2 separate regions of the Mus musculus genome follow, and region 2 is linked to region 1. The links are chromatin loops, found by intact Hi-C in ENCODE. Cell type or tissue: heart. All regions are shown on one strand. Each heading gives the region's core, and the rest is flanking DNA. Links, peaks and the distances in the headings are about the cores only.

What was found. A loop is a pair of places that touch in the nucleus more often than their neighbours do. Peaks named below come from ENCODE experiments on the same cell type or tissue, not always from the same donor. Only the 100,000 strongest peaks of a DNase experiment are listed, where the experiment ranks them.
Region 2: it touches region 1 in a loop (3-fold over the local background); 13 of 42 quality-filtered maps call a loop at or near these places.

Annotation. Positions count from the first base shown.
Region 1 is chr10:63,688,639-63,696,976 of GRCm38, forward strand. The region is part of intron 5 of Ctnna3 (catenin (cadherin associated protein), alpha 3); the gene reads left to right. Among named protein-coding and RNA genes, the nearest start is that of Gm30644, 130 kb to the right of the region's middle. In heart, for the core only: a CTCF peak has its summit at 3,600 (motif pointing left); no DNase peak of the experiment used is centred there.
Region 2 is chr10:63,578,183-63,586,520 of GRCm38, forward strand. Ctnna3 (catenin (cadherin associated protein), alpha 3) reads left to right here. Exons shown (of 18, transcript NM_001164376.1): 5 at 3,762-3,881. Among named protein-coding and RNA genes, the nearest start is that of Ctnna3, 120 kb to the left of the region's middle. In heart, for the core only: a CTCF peak has its summit at 4,568 (motif pointing right); a DNase peak (open chromatin) is centred at 4,609.

The DNA of each region.
Region 1 (8,338 bases), core at 34-8,033:
GTTTTTTTTTTAAAATTTTTTAAAATTTTATTTATTTATTTTTATTTTTTTAATTAGGTATTTCATTTACATTTCCAATGCTACAGGTTTTTATTTTTTATTTTTATTTATTTATTTTTTTTATTTTTTAGAAGTGACAGAAAGCCTACTAACACAGTAACTGTCCTTACAGGTATGCAACACTGTCTTACGGAGGCTGTCACTTGTAAGTTTTAATGACTAGTGTTAACCAACTTTTTATGTAGTGACTTTATAGAATTAATCTGTGTTTTCCTTTTTTTTTTTTTTTTTTAAATACCTATTTAGGTTCTTTGACCATTTTTAGTTTGAGTTTGCTTTGTTTTGCTACTGAGTTACAGGAGTTCTTTATACAATTAGCTCTGTATAGGGTTTGCAACTATTTTCCTTACATCCGCTGTTTCCCTTTCTCTTCATAGGGTCTTGACTTTGCCGTATGGATGCTTCTGACTCAGACAAAGTCATGTTTATTTTTGCAGGTTGCTTCTGTGCTTTTGGTGTCAGATCTAAAGTCTTGTATCCCAAACCTGCATCGTGATGCTTTTCCCAGTGCTTCCCCTCCGTCCTCCCAAAGTTTAATAGTTTTATAGCTTGTGTTTAGTCTTTAGTCTGTTTGGAGTAGACTTGTGTGTATTGGTTAAGATAAGGATCTGAGGTATTTCTGTTGTAAGTAACAATCCTGCGTTCACAGTGTCTTCTATTGAGGGCACTGCTTTACTTGCAGTTCTTGTATTTGGTACCCCTGCTAGAGGTCAGGGCACCCCCGCTAGAGGTCAGGGCACCACTGTTAGAGGTCAGGGCACCCCTATTAGAGGTCAAAGCACCCCTATTAGAGGTCAAGGCACCCCTATTAGAGGTCAGGGCATCCCTGTTAGAGGTCAGAGCATCCCTGTTAGAGGTCAAGGCATCCCTGTTAGAGGTCAGGGACCTTTTGGCTTATTGTTTATCTTCCACGGTGGCATTCATGACCTTCTGAAGAGGTCATGAAGAGGAGCTCTGGTAGGGCAGGAGTTGTCTTTCCGAGCACAGTCAGTGCCTCATTCAGACAAAGTGACATTGTGCAAAGGAAAAAATTTCACTCTATCCTGACTCAGTGTGATTTTCAGCTTAGGGAGGACTTGGGAGTGTGTATCACATGGCCTTTGGGGACAGTCAGCTCTGAGAGAACCACATCCCCGAGGTCTTCTCTCCAAGGGCACAGGAGCGGGGACAGGGACACAGCACTAGTCCTTGGGGAGTGACTACAAAATAGAAGTCCTTGAGGAAACGATTTTGGCATCCATTGAGGCTTTTATAGATGTCCATCATGAAGGAGAACTGGAATTAGCTGGTTGGAGCATGAGCCTTCTCTACAAGATAAGGGAGGCCTTGAGAACCTAGAATTGTACCTAGAATTTTTTTTTTCTTTCCATTTTCCCTACTTGCTGAGGTATCATATAATTTTAAGAACCAAATGAGGCACATCTATCCCCTCATTCGTTTGTCCATTTAATCTGTGTTTTAAAAAGAAATCTATCTCAGCACCTCGTATAGCCCCTGTCAAGGTACCTGTCCTGCTGCCTACCTTTCTCAGCTTTTCTCCATCCCTTTCATGAGAATATGGTAAGAGAGGGGAAATTGCTAATTTTTAACTTTTCCTCTAGGATTTGAGGTTCAGATTTCTGGCAACCCCCTCTGTCAGGGCCCGCAGGAAAATAATCAGCTTGAGGCAAAGAATGAGGTGCTAGGTCAAAAAAGCTTTCAGAGTCCAACCTCACAGGTTATTTTTCTTACACATTTAAGCACAGTAAAACTTTGGAAAAAAATGTCTCCACCTGACAATGATCACAATAAAGCTTGAGGAAAAGGCCTCATCAGAACCTCTCTTGCAAAGTAGCCATTGGGACCTTTGCAATAAGAACACATTCTCTTGACTGATAAACAGTGCTCAGGATAAAAGCATAAAGGAGGAAGGATTTGGAATAAGCACCAGGACAGATTTTATTGATGAAGGATGTGACAGACATGAGACCTATCTTATAAGGTTGGATTTTATTTACTGAGCGACAAAGCTCAGGGTTAGTGCCTAAACAATGCTCAAGATTTTGGGGGAGGACTATTCAGGCGAAGGATGGCTTCATAGAATAGCAAAATCACCAGGTTGGAAGACAGCATCCACTTCAGCCTCCCATTTTTTTTTTTCCCTCCTTGAAGAAAAAAAAAAAGCCTTCATGTTTAACAATTCTGGATTTTCAAATGCTTTCTGCAAGACTTCTCTTCTTTACCTCTTTAGACCAACTTGTTACAGAAACACAACGAACAAGAGCATACTGTTTAGTTTCCTCCAAAGTCTTAAAAGGGAAAGGAAAATCAAATGCACGATTCATGAGATATTCTCTTCCGTTTCTTAGTGGACTATTATGGCCAATATTCCCAATAGTATTTCATTCTATTAATAAAGCTGCTTATTTTAAATCGCATCTTATGTAAAATTGCTTAACAATTTGATACGCTTGACTTCATTTGAAGTTTTAGTGGGGGTGGGGTGGGGATGGGCAGGGGTGGAACTGCAGCAGGTGAGTCAAACAGTTATGTTGCAGCTAAAAGAGGCTTTAATTGGCTTGCTGCTTGGGGCAGATTGTCTTTTCGAGGCCAAGTTGCAATTGTCTGGTCCTGCAAAACAGCAGCAGAGAGTAAACCAGGGACAGTTGTTTCCTGAATTAGTCTTAAGAGAAAACAATTATGAAATCCCTCTCGAACTCGGCATTCAAAGATGGTGACTATTTGGGCGTTTCCGTCAGCATGGGCAGTGCCTGGCAATCTTAGTTTTCATTGAGATCATGTCTACGGAGACACGAAACAGTTTCCAAGAAAGCCAGACAAATTTGAGAAGATAATAACCGTAATTTCTTTGTTTTGATTTTGTTGGAATAGTCTCAGAATGTTACTTCAGCAAGTTTAAATGTAGTAAATCTCTTATGAAATATAATGCCACGAGGGGTACAACTTTGGCCAAGGTGCACCCCTGAGAAAATATGCCATGCAATAGAGCTGGTGTACAAGAGGTTTACTGGGGAGATGAGAAGAATGAGGACCTGGAGAAGAGGTAGAGGCAGACAAGTAGACATGTAGATGGACAGACGGAGCAGAGAGAGAGGGTCTTGAAGGCAGAGAGAGGGGGCAGAGAGGGGGAATGGGCAGAGAACAGAGAGAGAGCTGGGGTGGTTGGCAGTCCTTTGTATCTGCAGCACACACCTGGTCCACCTAGTGTTGGTGGCAGGTGTTGGCGGCAGGTGATGGCGTAAGCAATTGCTAGGTCCCCAAGAGCAGGCCAGTGGAACTGCCTGCATAAATGTAGCAATCACAGTCTCCATTCTCTGTGCTCACTAGATACCACATCACATCTGTGTGAGGCCAAGTGTTCACCTTGTACGGAAGAATCTTTGCAAAGATCCCAAGGTGTCTTTTAGAGTTCATGAGCTTTGGGCTGGAAAGATAACTCAGAGGTTAAGAGCACTTGCTATTTTTTGCAGAGGACCAGAGTTCAGTTCCCAAACTGGCAGGCTTGTCTCTAAGGCTAGCTCCAGGGAATCTGTTGCCCTCTTTTGGTCTCTGTGGGTACTGCATCACATGGCGTTACATCCTATCCCATACACATATGTGAGAAGTGGTTAGGGGAGCAGGGCGGGGGTAGGGGGTGGGAGGGAGGATATAGGGGACTTTTGGGATAGCATTTGAAATGTAAATGCATGTCTTAAGCTTAAGTGAGAAATATTTTGGTCATGTGTTGGCATAGATGATGCCTATCACACTCAAGTCAAACAGCTTTTATTTATTACAGTTCGTATAACCAATCAAAACAAGGCTCCATCACAAAAGTGATGGCCAGAACAACACTAGTTACTTAGGAATTTGTCACATCTGATTTACTTTCACTCTAAGACTTCACTTTTTAATAACAGTTATTTTAATGTAAGGACATTTTGTAAATTAATAATATGATTATTTTCTAGAACATAAGACAGCAGGAGAATATTCTAACAATAAAAGATTTATTTTCACTTTATTTTTTTATAATTTAACTTATTTATTTATTTATTACGTATTCACTTTACATCCCACTCACTGTCCCCCTCCTGGTAATCTCTTACCTGTTCCCCCTTTCCTCTGAGTGTGTGGGGGACCCTGGGTATCCCCCTCCTACTCTGGCACTTCAAGTCTCTGCAAGGCTAGGCACTTCCTCTACCATAAAAGCCAGGCAAGGCAACCCAGCTAGAAGAACATATCCCATAGACAGGCAACAGCTTTTGGGATAGTCCCTGCTCCAGTTGTTCAGGACCCACATGAAGACAAAACTACATATCTGCTACATATAAGCGGGAAGGCCTATGCCCAGCCTGTGTGTGTTCTATGGTTGGTGGTTCAGGCTCTGAGAGCCCCAAGGGTCCAGGGTAGTTGATTCTGTTGGTCATCCTTTGGCGTTCCTATCCTCTTCGGGGCCCTCAATCCTTCCTCTATTCTTCCATAAGAGACCCTAAACTCTATCTACTGTTTGGTTGTGGGCATCTATATCTGTCTGAGTCAGCTGCTGGGTAGAAACTCAGAGGACAACATGCTCCTGTCTGCAAGCATAATGGAGTATCATTAATAGTGTTAGGGCTTGGTGCTTGCCTATGGGATGGGTCTCAAGTTAGGCTGGTTATTGGTTATTCATTCCCTTAGTCTCTGCTCCCTTCCTTGTGACTGCATTTCTTGTAGACAGGATGGATAGCTTTTGGGTTGGAAGTTTTATGGGTAAGTTGGTGTCTCTACCACTCCACTGGGGATCCTGTCAGGATACAGGAGGTGGCCTCTTCAGGTTCCATATCCTCAGTGTAGTGAGTCACAGCTAAGGTCACCCCCATTAATTCTTCGGGCACCTCCCTTATCCCAGGACTCTGTCTCATCTTGGAGATGCCCCCACCTCCTCATCTCTGTCTGTTGCAGATCTCCATCCATTTTCATGGCCATCTCACCATCTCTCCTGTCCTTCCCACAATTATGGGGAGTAAAAAGAATTGAATATTCACCTAATGGGACCTAAAGCTGAGTTATTTTGTGTGACACTGGAGCTGGGAAAATACTAACATTGCTGCTTATCACTCCCATTCCAAACTCTAAATGCTGTAAGCTCTAATTTGACTTTGCCTGTAGTGCTCAAAGGAAGAAGTGTAACTTCTAACAGTTCATCACCACAATGTTTTTATTATTCATTTGGAACAATAGCTGTGACTTGTGATACTTGATTTTGGGTAAAGCCGCTGACTTTACCTAGAATATCCTAGTTATAAACTACACATGCTTTATTAATAGACAACCAGGTAACCCAAAGAATAGTATAAATAAAGACAAGCATGTGTGTGTGTGTGTGTGTGTGTGTGTGTGTGTATGTGTACCCTGAACTAGAATCTACCCCGTAGAACACATGGTTGAAGACATCACCACTAATTGGTTTAGAACCTCTCTGAGGATTTTTATCACATAACTGACCACATCTTCATTTTATAAGACTTTATTTTTAATGACTTCAGAGGGAAACGATGCTCAACCCCCTAAATTTAGTGGGGCGTGGGTTATAAAGAACATTGTGCCAGTGGGGGAGGTGAGGCTAGACTTCAGATATCCTGGCTCTTAACCTAGTGCTCTGCTGACTGGTAAAGGAACAGATGACTTTATTATGCAGAGATAAACACTTTGGGATACAAACGAAGGGATGGTGATAGAAGAGGCGATTGATACTTGGTGCTTTTGAGTGGCCACAGAGTCAGCTCTCAGCTCAGTCAGCCACCCCTGAGTGAGACACTGTGACGCAGGCACACCGTCTGCCATTTCTCCTCAGGAGCTACTTATTGAAATGAGACTGTGTTTATGCTTTCCTGTTCCTTTCATGGCAATTTAAAGAAGTTCTGAGTTTTCTCTGATGTCTTCTCAGTGATTTTTATCAGCTACCATCCTAACCCCATCCCTACCCTCTGACCCAATTTTGGGCACTTTTTTCCTCCTGGAAATTTAGTGTTACAAAGACATCCACTCTCATTCAGTTTATGAAGAAAAAATAAAGGGTATCCTGATCGCTTGCTCGCTCCCTCCCTCTCTCTCTCTCTCCCCCTCCCTCTCTCTCTCCCTCCCTCTCTCTCCCTCCCTCCCTCTCTCTCTCCCTCCCTCTCTCTCCCTCCCTCCCCCTCTCTCTCCCTCCCTCTCTCTCTCTCTGTCTCTGTGTGTCTCTCTGTCTGTCTCTGTCTCTCTCTACAACATGCATGCACAAATGAGGGAGAGGCAGAGACAGAGAGACAGAGCTAGAGAGAGGCAGACAGACACAGAGAGACAGACAGACAGGCAGACATAGAGACCACAAATGGTCATCCCCACCATGATGGGCAGCATTTGTAGGTTATGAAGTAAGAAAAATGGATTTTTTTTAAGTTGAAAAAGAAAATAGACCTAAGCTAATAGGGCAAACTGGTGTTGCATAGACCACGAGGAGGCTTACTATGGGTCTGCTGGCATCAACAGATGAGGAACATTTTTTCGGTTAGCACTCTGGAAAACTAGTTTTTATTTCTGTCAACTATCTGCATTAGAGACCCAGGGCACTGACTAACAGTGTGGATCCACAGCTTCCTGTTGAGGGTCTGGGCATCCGGGAAGAACTGCATCTCCATCATTGACAGAAAATGCCTCCAAAGCCCAGAGTTCCCTTACGAGGAACATGATTTTTTCAATTTACTTTCAGTAAATTTTGGGTCTTTCCATCTAGGCTTCCAAACTCAGCCCTCGGAGGCTTAGCTACCATTTCCCCACATTATTGTACCCTAAGTCTTTTAAAAAAAGAAACTAGAAAAAGCCCCTTTACTTTCATTTTTATAAAGTACCAAAGAATGAAGCAGAAAATCATTGTAATTTGGGATAAAGGTTTTCTGGGAAATTTAATCCTTGATTATTCATGATAATTCAACCAGAACATTTTGGGACCCATTTTAAATATTTAATCTCCATCTCATTAAACTAACACGCACTTTTATTCTTCCCTTCTTGTCCCAACCTGAATCACATAGAGTTCATAAATGGCTTCTTTTATTCTCTTCTTGGTATCCTTTATCTCTGTGCCAGGCTCATTCGGCAACGACATGGTCATGTCCGTGGAATCCCAGTTGCTTCTGTCGAGGATGGAAATATTCCATTGAGCAACTGTTTTATTCCCCCAAGAGCCTGTCCACCACTGGAACTGTCTGCTACTGATAAAGTCTCAATCCCTAAAGATGGTGTACCTCTACTCCAAGGCATGGGGAAGAAATTGACTTTGGTGAAATTTGGCTAGGAAAGAAACTGTGTCTCATCTCGAGGGGACTAACAGGTACACACTCATCTCAGACTGCTACCAGGGAAGGGAAGGCTGTTCAGATGGTCTTGCCCTTCCCACCCATAATACTATGACTAAATAGTATTTAATAGGTAAAATAAAATCAACACGTTTCTAAATAGGTTCTAAATGAATTATTTGTCCTGTGATAGTTCTCTGTGACTTTTGCCAGGGAACTTTCCACTGAATAACAGCCCTGGAAACTAAAGCAAGCAGCTGACTCATGTTTTTAAATCGTGTGTTGCACAAGTGAGGATCCCCACCGTGGAAGTACTGTTCATCACTACAAAAACTAACTAACTAACTAACTAACTAACTAACTAAAGATAAAAACTGAAAGCCAGCCAACTTAAATTCAACATTAGAAGCCTGGAAAATATGTGCAAGAGGCGGCGATATCTCTTATCTGTGCTAAGTGCTTCAGCATAGTAATGGGACAGATTTTCCTTCTGACTGAGTTTTTGAAACAGTGCCATGGCTGTCAATAAAGGCTAAAAGCAATTTTGAACATATGCTATAAAAAACAGTCCAGGTAAGACCTTCCTGTGTGTTCATTTTTTTTTTATAGAATTAATGGTAATGGCTATTTTCAAGAGAAGCTAGTTTTTAGCAAATATGGATTTCTTGATTTTTGTCTTGTGTTGGGAGAGTGATGTTGCGTTTTAGGCCTTTGCTTCTGTGCCAGATGACTACAATAAATACAGTCGTACTAATAGTTTTTCCTCTCTGCTTAGATTTTAGTTCGCTGCAGCAGGGTGAATTATCAACTTACTCCAGGCATCATCAGAGAAGGTTTGGGGAGAAAGACATGTTTAGATTTCCCACTTCCCATAGTTAACATAGATACCAATCAGGTGTGTTGTTTTAGAAAGCCACACCTTTTAATAAGTCAATTCTGTTCTGTTTTCCTTATGGATAGCTAGTTAGCAAGGCTTCTGTAAA
Region 2 (8,338 bases), core at 232-8,231, 110 kb before region 1:
GACTGGTGAGAGGGGGCTGGTGGGATGGCTTAGTGGGCAAAGGTGTTTGCTTCCAAGCTTGACAACCTACATTCCATCTCTGAGGCCCACATAGCTGAAGGAGAGAGCTAACTGTCATGTATCATCTTCCGACTTCTCCATGGGTGTCATTTCACATGTAGACACACACACACACACACACACACACACACACACAGATATACACAGACACACACACAGATACACACACACACACACACACATACACAGACACACACACACACACACATACACATACACAGATACACACACACAGACACACAGACACACACAGAGACAGACACAGATATATACACACACACACAGACACACAGACACATACACAGATACACACACACACAGACACACAGACACACACACACACACACACACACAGATACACACACAGACACACACACACACAGACACACACACACAGAAAATAGCTAGAAAACATTACAAAGTAAATACAGTAAATCGAAATATTATGTAAATAATAACCATAAATTAGAAAAAATAAGGCATATAAACAGATGAGTAGAGTTGGCTCGCTCCCAGAACTCTGAAGTTTCATGTCCTCTGTGGTCCAACTCAGGCTTCTTCATGTCTTCTATTTTATGTAACTCCTTCAGTCACTCTCAGTGAGCTTTCAAATATTTGCCGTACCCTACTCTTTCCTCTTGTTTGCACTCCACGTTCTAAAGAAAGATCTCAGACATTGGTGTGAAGGCCCTGCTCAGCCAAGCTTTCTGAGGCCCAGTTTACGCGCTTGAGACTGGGAATGTACCAGGACCTCCTGTTACTGATGTGAGACTTCAGCTGGAAGGCATAAAGTACCTGGGGCTGAACACATACTTGATGAATGTCAATGCCCTTCCCATTTCTGGCTTCCATGACTATTTCCGCCTGTAATCTTTAAGTTCCCCCAGTGTCTTAGGGTTTCCATTGCTGAGAAGAGACACCATGACCAAGGCAAGTCTTATAAAGGACAACATTTAATTGGGCTGGCTTACAGGTTCAGAGGTTCAGCCCATTATCATCAAGGCGGGAACATCGCAGTGTCCAGGCAGGCATGGTGCAGGCAGAGCTGAGAGTTCTATATCTTCATCTGAAGGCCACTAGCAGAAGACTGGCTTCCAGGCAGCTAGGATGAGAGTCTTAAAGCCCTCACCCACAGTGACATACCTACTCCAACAGGGCCACACCTTCTAATAGTGACATTCCCTGAGCCAAGGAATCACACCGAGGGAAGAAAATATGTTTTATATTCATAACATTAAAAAAAAGATTTATTTATTTATTTTTATGTAAATGAGTACACTATAGCTGTACAGATGGTTGTGAGCCATGTGGTTGCTGGGAATGGAACTCAGGACCTCTGCTCCCTCCAGCCCCGTTTGCTCTGGCCCAAAGATGTATTATTATATGTAAGTACACTGTAGCTGTCTTCAGACACATCAGAAGAGGTCGTCAGATCTCATTATGGATCCACCATGTGGTTGCTGGGATTTGAACTCAGGACCTTTGGAAGAGCAGTCAGTGCTCTTAACCGCTGAGCCATCTCTCCAGGCCTATTCATAGCATTTGGATGAGAGGAACTGCTAAGTGGTATTTGTTGAACTTAATTTGCATCTCACTTATCTCTTCACATTGGATTGAAATAAACATGGTGCCTTCACAAAATGGAGGATGTAACCCAGGAGAGCGCCATTCTTTCATGGCTCATGCTGTAGTGCTTGATACACCGAGGATCAAACCATCCCTGGGAACTTAATTATACCCCATAAAATCTTATTGGCCTGTCTCATGGAGTCACAGCTGTAGTGGGATTCTGGTGTGCTTAAACGGTGACATCTCTATCCATAGACACGAATCTAGGTGACACCACAAGATGAGATCCATGAAATAAAAGAGCAAGTGACAGTCATATCGGGTGACACGCTCAGCCACTGACAAAGTATGCTCGAATTCACGGAAACAAACCATGGCTTCAATTTCTTGTGAGTTCCCTTTACTTACCTGTCAGTGGCGGGAAGTATTCTGTGACCTGCTGCAATCTATCACCTCTCTATCCGCTGGAGAAGGGACAGGAGCAATCTGACTCCTCGATCTTGTAACTCATCCGTTACTAACCTGCTTTGGTCACTAACCTGGAAGTACTCTTCCCTCCTCAAAAACGCAAGCTCTGAGAGATCTTCCTCTCTGAGTGACCTGCTCTTTGCGGATCCTCTGCAGACACAAGGTACATCTCATGCCATGCCATGGGCATGCGGGAGCAGCTAACTTTTCATACATTTGTTGGTTTCCATGATTGGCATGTGAAAACTTGATTGAGAATGCCTTTGTTAGCATATATTGACAATGGATCTTACTGTGATATTTTCATGCATGTGTATAATATAGTTGGTGATATTTACTGCCCTACTCTCTCTTTTGTCCTCTCCCAGCCCCACTTTTCTCTCTCTCTCCCTCCCCTCTCTCTGCTTCCCTCCCTCCATCTGTCTGTCTATCTGTCTCTCTGTCTGTCTCCCTCTGTCTCTCTCTTGGCATGGACCTTTTTGCACATGGATGCAGAGACCAGAGGGCAACATCAGATGCATTCCTAAGTCACTCTCCACTGTATTTAAAAAATTTAAGCTCATTTAGTTAAAAATTATAATTACATTATTTACTCACTTCCCTTCTCCTCTCCAATCCTTCCCGTGTACCTCTTCCTCTTGCTCTCATCCAAATTAATGGCCTCTTTTTCTTTGTTGTTACACACACACACACACACACACACACACACACACACACACACGGTGTGCTCTCCCCGAGGAAGACTTCAGCAACTAAGGAGCTTCCTGTGGTTTTCTAGGGTTGAGGCCCCCTGAGTTTCCCTCCTTTCACGTTAACTCCCGTCTATCGGTGTCTTCCTTTTTCAGTTCATGCCTAGGCAGCCATGTTAGTGAGGCTTTATGGGTGTGGCTTCTCTGACACTTCTAGGAGTCAGAATCTCACAGCACACGGTTCCCCTGGCTCTTGCCGTCTTCCCCCTACCCCACTGATCTCTGAGCCTGAGACACAGTTGTCTGCACTTGGATTGGCTGTGGCTTTCTGTAATGATCTCCATCTGCTGTAAAGAGATGTGATGAGGGGTGGGAACCACCCTTATCTGTGGCTATAAGGACAGAGATTTTGAATGTGACAAGGGATTCCGCTGGCTTAGTGAAGTGGTGGTGAAGCTCGCTCCTTGGCTAGCCTGGCTGGCCATGGATCTTGGGTGGTTGCTTCCCCAGTGTTGGGATTGCAGATATGAACAGCCACACCCAGCTTTTCCGTGTACTGTCGGGATTCAGACTCAGGTTCTCAAGCTTCCGTAGCATAGTCTTTACTGACTGAAACCTCTCTCCAGCCCTAAGAATGTTATAATATTAGACTTATTGTTAGACTTAAAGTTATACATTAAATCTCATTTTGGGGGGTACCCTAAAGCATGAGAATTCTTTTATTCTGAATGACATATGCTCTTCTTGATAGGATGAGGGTGGACAGAACCTCTTACTCATGCATATCGGTGCTACACACATACAGTCTCTATCTCTTTATGATCACCCCTAATTAGTCCATTGAAAGATAATTAGCATTTGTTGTCTCTGAGTTACGGTGGGTAAAACTGAAGCACACTGTTGACTCTGTCATCTTAGTGGGGAATTTGAAGAAAACATGTCACCATTATCATCTGCTTTTCTTTTCGTTTTCAGTTCCAAAGAACATTCGAGTCTCTCAAAAATGTTTCCAACAAGTCCGACCTCCAGAGAACCTACCAGAAGCTCGGGAAGGAGCTGGAAAGCCTGGATTATTTGGCCTTCAAACGCCAGCAGGTAGGAAAATAAGAGCAATTCAGGCTTCCCGCTGTCCCTCCTGTAGGAGGTGCAGACAGGTCGAGAAACTTACCTTCTAATGATTGGGGCAGAAATAGCTTGTGTCGATCGCCCCGTGTTCATCTCGCTACCTACAGTGTACAGTGCGGCCCTGGCTTTTAGATGGGTACTTTAGGGGTTTCTGCACACGTCCTTTTATTCCTTTAAAAGGAGATTCCTGCGGTTCTGTGAAGGTCTAACTACCCTTTGGTAATGACGTCTTAGCAGCACAAAGAGCTTCTAGGACGGCCTGGCCACATGGCTTTTGTATTTGGTAGGGTATAACCAAGGGGGAATAAAAAACCACCCAAAGACCAGGAAAAGCGTCTAGATGAACCTGCAAAGTGAGGACAGAGACTCACCTGTTTTCAACAATAGCGTTTGACCTCCAGCTTTGCTTTTTGATCTTTGAAGATGAGTAAAACCTTGTTAAATAAATGTGCAAGGTTAAAGGGAAGGATTCTTAACAAGTGCATGCCTCTTGGCTTGCTTGGAGAGTCCCAAGATAATCCCGGAGACAAATCAAACCTTTGTAAGATTGCTTGTAGGATCGGTACTGTCCACACTCAGTCTTCACAAGGATATAGTCCGTGCATCCTGTAGACCACACCGTCGCAGTGGCTGGCCATCCTTTTCAGGCAGAGTCTGGTTGCAGTTCCTGTATGGCCACTAGGTGTCAGTGTCGTCAAGCTTTTACTTTGTTGGAAGGCTTTCTTGGATCAGAGCAGTCCCTCAGCCGGTTAAATTAGGTTGCGTGAAAATGGTAGCTGGTGTCTAGAATCGCGGCTACACGGTTGACCTGTCTGCAGAGAGTGCAATCGTCTCGCTGTTGCCCGATTTACAAGTTCTGGGCCTTTGGTATATGGATTTTCAAAGCAGTATTTTTGTTAAACCACATTAAGTCTATATGACATGGCTTAGAAATTAGCCCAAGAATAGAATTGTGTTTCTAGGTTCTTGCTCTATCATAGAGGTGGAAAAAGTTTCTCTTCAAAATTGAGTATTTAACCTTTCTGTGGCTTTATTTCTCTAAGAGTTACATTTTATTTATTTATTTATTTATTTATTTTTGATTTTTTGAGACAGGGTTTCTCTGTGTAGCCCTGGCTGTCCTGGAAATCACTCTGTAGACCAGGCTGGCCTCGAACTCAGAAATCCGCCTGCCTCTGCCTCCCACTGCCCTCCTAGTTACATTTGTGTTATGGAATATTCTAGATGAGGACAAACGGACTATCTCCACAATACTTTATACAGAAAAAGAACATGGTAAGCATTTATGTGTGTGTGTTTTTCTTTTTCTTTTTAAACTACTGTTGGCCTGGGTGTTAGCAGACATAACACAGGGAGCCAGTGTTGCCGAGAGCTGCAACCACAGTCAGTTCCCGGTTCCTGCTGCTCAGCGCTCACACCATGGATCTCCGCTTTGGCCTTGAATAGTTTCAGCTCAGTTTTGTTCCCAAGATCCTATTTTACCACCATGGGGCGTTTGAGTTGACAGACCATCCTCTCCCCCGACCCTTTCTCATTAGCGCGTTTCCGGTGACGGTGATTAGATTCTAGTACTTCCAGGGCGGGCGAGCAGAGCTCTGGGAGGACCGTACTGAGTGAGGACAGGTAACGTGTGAGGAGTGGAGAGAGCGAGCCCGTGGTGCCTGTGAACGTGTGCATGTATGTAGACCATCCTTGCTGCTGCCACGCACTGTGGCACAGAGTAGGACTAAACCATTTTTGAACCGAGTCACTAAACGTCGTCGTAGCAGTACCGTAGGGTCGGTTTTATTGGTAGCATTTGTAGATGAGACCGCTGAAGAGTTTTGTGACTCTCCTATGATGGTCGTACGGAGGAGAGAAGCTGGAGGAGAGAAGCCCTGAGTCAGCCCGACTCCAAACCGCCCGCCCACATTGCCTGGCTGTGCGGGGCTTAAGCGTCAGAACATTAGCTGCTCTCTGACTGGGTGGCATCTTCCATTCCTGTTCTTTTAAAGCAAGAAAAAAAATCTATTAGGCTCACAGTGAAAAGTACTTTTTTTCTTTTTTCGTCTTACTGGGAGAGATTCAGATCTCTGTAAAACTGCTAATTCAGCAAGAAAACTTCCTTGTAAGAGCTGGATACAGAGATTTCATCCGTGACAGTTTTTTTTTTTTTTTTTTTTGGGTCCCGTGCTACCCACCATTCTTTGCGGCAGCAGAAGCAAGCAAGGTTGATTTGCCACCTCCTTGGTGGACCCTTTCCAGTCTTAGTATCTGACCATGGCAATTCTCTGACTGGCGCAGTTACTGGGCATGCCCAAAGTTTTGGCCTCAGATTGCGGGGCATTAAAACTAATGAGTTTGACTCACTTTGAAATGCAGGTGGGCATTATCCCTTCTGTTCTTGTACACAAATGATAATAGACTGTTCTTTGCGTGATTTCAGGCACTCTCCTAATTTATTTTATTCCTGTATCCATTTTGGAAAAAAAAAAAAAGAAATGACTAACATCACCCAAGCTCTTAAGTTACGGTTGGCAAGTCAATCAATTATAATAATTTTTATGGATTCATTCATTAAATTTTCTTTTCTATGAAATATTTATATGCATTAACTCTACTGTATATATCTTTTACAGAGATTTTATTGTAAATATACACATTTCTTTAGAAAATTTAAATGCTACAGAAATTTATTTTACTTGAACACAATGATTATATTGTAATATCCTTGATGGAGAGAATTCTTTCTGAGCAATAGGTTGTTGTGCCTTGTTTTAATTATTTTAAAAATATTCCTTAAACTGTATGGAGGAAGATATTGAATATATTTATGCATGTGCACGCTGGGGTATATGTGCGAGGTCAGAGGACAGCTTGTAGGAGTCGGGTCTCTCCTCTCACCACGAGGCTTCCTGGGATCCGGTTTGCACCGAGAGCCTTGAGCTGCTGAACCGTCTCATGGCCGTTCCTTCTTTGAACCTGTGTCTTCTGAGAACTTACTGCGTACTGTGTCCTAAACACAAGCGGTCTTTGGTTGTTCCTTCCTACGGAATGAATGCTCACACTGGAGTCAGATCAGATGAGTCCATGTCTTCCCACGTTCAAAAAGAGCAATGTTGGAAGTAGCGTTGGTGGACAGAGGTGAGAGAGGCAGCTGGGATAGAGGAGGGGTGGGCACACCAAGATGGAGGAAGTGGGTGATCGAGCATCATTAGCGCGAAGATCGGGAAGCCCATTCATCGCATCTGGGATAAAACCTTATGAGAGCTGGATACCGAGACTTCGTCGTGACTGAGACTTCGTCGTGACTGGTTTTCTGGTCCCTGGCATCCACAGTTCTTTGCTGCAGCAGAATACATGCAGCCGGGGGACAGGGTCTGTCGCCACCGCCGCCTCCTTAGTGGATTCTTTCCAGCCATTTCCCCGCTCAGACTTCATCCTATTGCATATCCTATATGCACCAGCTGTGGCACAGATCCCAGACTTATGGATCAATCCGAGCAGTTATAAATCAAGACATCTCCTTGGGGCTTTTGTTTTTATGAATAAAGTAAGATTTACTAATTTAGACTATAACTTAATTTCTACCCTTAATGCTTACAATAGCATTATAAAACACATTTCATTTTCACTGGTCTCTAAGTCTTTTGTTACAAATCAGAGCTGGCATTATTGAGTTGAGCACTGTATGGACAAAGACACGTTTGTATGTTAATGCGAATATATTTGAAATTTAAACACTTTACTTGAGATCCGTGCCCACACTGAAACTCGGCGCACACCCTTGATTCTTGTCTCCTTGATCATGCCTGTTATTCTTGCCTTCTGACCTCCATACAAGGTTTATATAACTTGGTATTTAGACCATCCAGCCCCTTCCTATTTACTTATTTTCTTTAACGTCACACTGAAGCCTCGTCTCCCTCGTGACACCTCATCCAATGTCCTCAGGTCAGTGTGTCACCTTCGTTCTCAGCATTTGCCTGTGAGAATCTAAGGGCTGTCCATGGTGGGCTTTGTAATCGTGCAGGCTTAGTGTGTCAACTGCCTTAGGCACTTGACTTTCTTCTTTTAAAACCTGAAGGAAAGAGTACCAGGCTTGCGCCTCTTTTCAGATGATATAATAAGGTGTAAAGAAAGTCCTTTAAAATTCATAAACAGTTCAGCACAGCATCTAACACATTTAGTATTAATAGCTTTCATAATGTTGTTTGGTGTTAATCTCATGAACCCACTTCTTAGATGTCTGTGAGGATGTCTTTATTTATATACATTCACAGTACATATAGGGTCTAGCACTATTCTAAAAATAGAGTATTTTTTAGAGTGATTTTAGATGTGTGTAGTCTGGTGGCTGGTGACTACAGACATGAAAGAAAGTAATATCTCTCAAGAAGGAAGTTAGCACAGGGCTGGGTTCAGCTGGCAAATGCTTTCTGCATAGG